Regions from separate parts of the Homo sapiens genome. Here region 2 is linked to region 1. A link is a contact called in ENCODE Hi-C or POLR2A ChIA-PET data. All regions are on one chromosome and are shown on one strand. The core of a region is the stretch at or near the end of the contact, and the rest is flanking DNA. Distances in the headings are between cores, read along the strand shown. Region 1 holds the start of PJA1 (praja ring finger ubiquitin ligase 1). Region 2 holds the start of OPHN1 (oligophrenin 1).

The links. A loop is a pair of places that touch in the nucleus more often than their neighbours do. ChIA-PET counts read pairs that join two places held with the same protein, here RNA polymerase II (POLR2A). Pooled maps may share reads with other maps.
Region 2: a loop to region 1 is called in a pooled map, with 2.4 times the contacts of the local background. The contact joins the promoter of OPHN1 here to the promoter of PJA1 in region 1. A Hi-C loop is called at or near these places in 1 of 50 pooled maps. POLR2A ChIA-PET finds 5 or more read pairs at or near these places in 2 of 52 experiments (PC-3 and Panc1).

Annotation. Positions count from the first base shown.
Region 1 is chrX:69,164,023-69,166,722 of GRCh38, forward strand. It overlaps PJA1 (praja ring finger ubiquitin ligase 1), which reads right to left and starts at 1,431. Exons shown (of 2, transcript NM_001032396.4): 1 at 1,350-1,431.
Region 2 is chrX:68,432,195-68,434,894 of GRCh38, forward strand. OPHN1 (oligophrenin 1) reads right to left here and starts at 1,301. Exons shown (of 25, transcript NM_002547.3): 1 at 974-1,301; 2 at 673-830. The coding sequence starts at 826.

The DNA.
Region 1 (2,700 bases), core at 181-2,680:
TGGTTGGCAATGGAGAGGAGTGTCTGAGAGTTTGTGTGTGTGTATGTTAGTCAAAATGGGAGGCAACAATGGAGAAATGTCAGTGTGAGCAAATGCAGCAGGCACAAATGGAAGCGGGGGTGGGGGGTGCGCAGCACTGGAGAGGGATGTGCTTGAGGTGGATGGAACAGAGGCAGGCAATCAAAGAATGATGCCTGCCTGTGTGGATATGGCAAGCAGGGAGGCAGGTTGTGTCCCCGTAGAAGGATTTATGTGAGTGCGAGTGTGTGCACCTCAGGGACCAGCAAAAGAGAGCTGTGTCTGACACACGTGGCAGACAGAGCAATAGAGGAGAGCATTTGAGAAGGGGGTATGAATGAGCACATGTGGCTACATATGTATGTCACTGGCCAGCGATAGAAGGATGTCCTTATGTGTGTATATGACAGGAAGGAAGAAGGAGGGCAGCCGGAGGGGGTGTGTGAATAGGCATGTGTTCGCGAGAGCACGCAGAGGCCGAGCAGGGAGGGGGCCGGTGCTAGAGGTGTGTATGTGGTAGGCGGATAGAGGAGGGGGAAGGCATGGGAGGGTGTGAGGGTGTGAGGGTGTGTGAGAGGGTGTGTGCTGCGTGTGCCTGCGCATGCGCGGGGGAGGGGAAGCACTGGAACCTTGAGGATGGAGGGGCAAGGAGGGGGCTGCAATGGAAGGCTTCTGTGCGGGGGCGCGTGCTCGCGACACACGGGGGGTGGGGGGTAGGGGGGACGCAATGTCATAAAAAGAGGTGGGAAAAGGCCATCAGCTCAAACGGGAGACCCCAACCGATGTGGCAGGGGAGAGGGAAAATGAAAGAAAAGGGCGTGCGTGGGTCTAGTTTTCCCTGAGAATAATTATTTTTTCCTTCCAATTTTTTCCCTGGGAACAGTATTTTTACCTAAAAATCTTAACCATTTACCATTTGGCAAAACAACAGCAAAATATGGGAAGAAAGGCCACGGAGTGCTCCGCAAAGGGGCCGAGGAGGGAAGAAGGAAGGAGAGGGGAGGAGAGGCAGGGAGAAGTGGGAGAGGGCCGCGACCACCACTGCCCTCCCAATAGCGATGAAAGCCACTCGAGTGGGGACCGCGCCACACCAAAGGGGTTCCGGCAGCGGAAGATGTGGCCCCAGAACAGGCCGATGGAGGACATGGGCCTCACTCTGCAGTCAGGTCCCGCGTCCGCCCCACCCCTTCCCGAGGGGCGAACCTGAAAAGCAGTTCCCAGGAACCCCCCAAAATCCTCGCCCCCGTGCCCGGCCACTCGCCCCGCGCCCGGCCACTCGCGCCACCGCCAGCGCCCGGATGAATCGAGGAAACAATCAGCCTTTCACTCACCAAGTCCAGAAAGCCACACGCTTTTCAGAGAAGCAGAGCTCTCGGATCTCCGACCGCCACGACCGCCAGAGCCGCTGCTCCCGGTCCCGAGCTCCTCCCCCGCCAGACAGCAGCGGGGCGGGCGGCGACTGCGGCGGCGGAAGTGATTGTGAAGTCAGCTGGAGCCCGCCTCCTTGATGTGGCGGGGGCGGCAGCTGCTCTCCACAAATCAGGGTGGGCCCGAAAGCATTATTTCATCTTAAATGATGAAATCGTCAAGGATACAGAAAAGGACAGCGAAAAATGTCACAAACACCCAGCTTTAACTAATGTTAAACATTTAGCTATATTGCCTTCTGGTTTTTTAATAAATAAAATAAAATCTGCAAATTCTTTCTGATTAAGTCCAATGTGAGAGTAATTACGTTACTACATCACATCCTATGTTACGTGTTATGGTTGTACCGAAAGTATTAAAACTGTGAAACCATATTTAGGGTTGCAGTAAGCTTAAATTTTTTTTAACCTGATGGTTAAAGCAAATTGAAGCTGTTTATGTTGAATTTGTTGCTGCTAATCACAAAACCAAGCTTCTCTGTCCAAGAGATCATAGGACACAACACAGGTTCATATTCTGTTATTGCATTGCAGTTAAAAATATTGTAGTTACGCCTTTTGGATTTATACCATTTTACTGAATTCTGAAGTCTTTAAATTGCGCTTTATAATGGAACTCTAGTATTTACAGCCAATGTAAACATTTCCCATGTTCACAACAGTAGCAAAGTTTTGTTCTTACTGGAAACAAAATGCATAATAGAACAAAAATCTTAGGGGTAACAACATAATAGAAATAAAATGTATAACTTTCAAACCATTAAAGTAATAATATGTGGAACAAAGAGAAAAACTCATTCTTAACAAAGGTCAAGAAATGTTGCTGGGGGGGTACAAAAAAAAGGATGCAAAAAGAAAACAAAAATGCAGGAATCCAAATATATCAGCATGCATTATGGGTTAACATCTCCTAATAAAAACCAAACTCTTATTTTGAGCATTTTGTTTTTAAAAGCTAAGTTATATTCTATTTATGTGAGTTTCACCTAAAGCAGAAATAGGAATAAAAAATATATGAGAGTAAAATACTAGCAGAAAAAAGGGAGAGAGGGAATGAGGGAAGGAAAGAAGCAAAAAAAAAAAAAAGGAAGGAAAGGAAGGAGGAAACAAACTCGTAACAATATCAATATCCTAAACATCGAGAACTCAAAGTAAAAAGAACTAAAGAGAACAAAACAGGTTGCTTTATTCACTGAGAAAGATATGACAAGCTGGTGGTGTGTGCCTGTAGTCCCAACTACTTAGGAGGCTGAAG
Region 2 (2,700 bases), core at 51-2,550, 730 kb before region 1:
GGGGGCTGGGCCCCTTGTGGCAGGGACTAAGTAGTCAGCTCTTTGTTCCACACTCAAGCAGAATTCAGTGGCAGGTGAAGCCATCCAATAATCCTGAACTTAGACTGACCTTGACCTAAACCATAGCTCAGTGTGATAAAGAAAATAATTCACTGGGGCAAAGGTGCTTTCCTTAAAAAATAACTTGCCATGGCGAATTTTTTACTGCCCCCCACACTTATCTGTAGCAACCAGAGACCAGGACAAAATTATTATTCAAGCTGCTGACCTTAATCCCCAATTGTTTAGGAGGTGCTGGGGCAGTTCCTTGGTCAGCTTGGATGTCACTTTGCCCCAGACAGGGGTGCTGAATATGTCTAACAGTACAGCAGATTGTCCCTTAAGAACAATCATCTGCCAAGTAAGGGTAATTGCTGAGCAAGAGGGTCCCTGGCACAGCTACGGATCACGTCTTATAAGGTCAAAACCACTAAAGGAAAAGGCCCAAAGTTCTGGTTGTATCCACCACTTTCCACTTCTACTATCTCCACTCCCCAAGTGTGGGAAACCCATTTGCCTCAGAGATCTGGGCTGGGAGTCACCCTGCAATCTCCCTTCCCCTGGTGGTGTGGAAAGGCTTAAAGGCCAGACACACCAGCTCAGAGAAACAGCTCATCGAAGCCTTGCACTTACTTCTCATAGCGCTGATAAGCGCGTTGCCGTCTTTGATTACGTCTTTGATGAATTTGTTGGTCCTCTCCAGTTCCTGCTCATAACACTTGAGCCTCTCGCGGAAATCGGGGCTGTCCAGGTAGCAGTCGCTGAACTCCAGCGGGGGATGACCCATGGTTCTGATGGCCGGGAGTAGGGGGAAAGGGGAAAGACACAAAGACCGAGAGCATCAATGGCACAGTAGAGGAAGTAGAGGGGACGGACTGAGCGCGCGACCCGCTTAAGGAAGCTCATAGCCTCCGTCCCTTTGGAGGACAGGTACCTGTTTCAGTGAGACTCCTGAGGAGCGCTGGCTGGTCCGGACAGAGAACAGGCGCCCCGGCGATGGCTTCAGGGCCAGGGAGAGCTAACTATCGCAGTCGGATCCCGGCAGGGTGCTGCCTAGCAAGCAGCATGTCCCTTAGGCATCGCCTTCCCAGATAAGCAGCAAAAACCGCAGCCCGACTTGCCTCCGGAGACGGGCCGGATCCTTCCTGAGCAATTGCAAACGTGACACTTGGGCCCGCCCAAGGTGTAGGCGAGGTTAGAGCTGGAGCTGGGAACAGCCTCTCTACAGGCTCCTCGCTCCGGAGCGAGCGGAAGACTTCCTTGGCCGAACTCCGCGGGCAACCCGGATTGCACTGTCCCCTCCCCTTTCTTAAAGCCAACGCCTGCGCCCCGCCCCAGCGAAGCCCGAGGACCAAACCGGAGCGCTCTGGCTCCTTCCTCAACTGTTTTCCTTGTACCTTAGAGTTTCCTGACCAGGGCCCGCTGGCTGCTAAGACTTCTTCCTGGTGCAAGGGAGCCGGCCGGCCGGCCGTCCTTTTAGGCGCCGGAAGGGTTAAGCCAGGGCGGCAATGAAACGTAGCCTCGCTCCATAGACACTGCAGCGGGAAGAGGAGGGCGAGAGCGCGACGCACAATAGCCGCGGTAGCCCAGCGCTTCCCTACGGAAACTGGGGAGCAGTCAGCGCCCTAGGACTCCAGCTGGAAAGCGTGGCGGCCTGGGAGATGTAGTCTTTCCGTTTGCACTCCCCAAGACTCCTCCCTGCAGTCTCCCCACCACCCCGCCTGGGAGGCTGCTCTCCCAGAACGGCATTCCCAGCCTGCCGCAGGCTCCTGCGCAGGGACCGGCCCCAAGGGGCAGGTGCGCGGCGCTGGACTCTGCGGGGGAAGTTTCCGAAACTAGAGCAAGAACCCGCAAGACTAGATTGCAGGAAGCCATCTCTCAATTCCCATGATTCGGCTGGGTTGTGTATTCTTTTGCCTTCCCCTCTTTCCAGCCTCCTTCGGACCTACCAACTTCTTTTCCTCTTTCTTTTCCCATGTCTCCTGCTCTAAGTGCTCTAATTCCCTTGGGCCTTCGACCTGAAGGGTTGATTCCTACTCTAGGGTCTCCGTGAAGCTCAGTGCCCCCTGCCAAAGAAAGGGAGGCCATAATTCAGAGTTAATATTTTCCTGAATAGGACCTCAGAGCATGGCTTTTGTGGCAGACGCCGATAATGCATATGATTTTCCATGTGTAAGTGGAAAGTCTAAGAATAGGATGTTATAAATTGTCTTGCAGCTTACCTTAAAGGCAGCTGTCTTGAGACTAAGGGTAGGTAGAGGCTCGAAAAACTAAAAAATAGTTTGTGCGTGGGCAAAGAGATCCCTTTAATTCTGCAGAAGTGTTTACATTAGATTGCCCTGTGAAGAAAGCCAGAACGGAAGGGGGTTGTAAATAGAATAATAGTGGCTGACCCACCTGAATTAGGGTCCTGTTGCTGCTGTGACAAATTACCACAAACTTGATGTCCTAAATCAGCATAAAGTTATAATCTACAGTTCCAGAAGGCAGAAATCAGAAATGGGCCTCACTGGGATCAAATCAAGATGTTAGAAGGGTTGTGTTCATTTTCAGATAGTCTAGGGGTAGAATCTGGTTCCTTACCTTTTCCGGCTCAAGCTGCTCACATCCTTTGGCTCATAGCTCCCTTCCTCCGTCTTTAAAGCTAGCACTGGCCAGTCA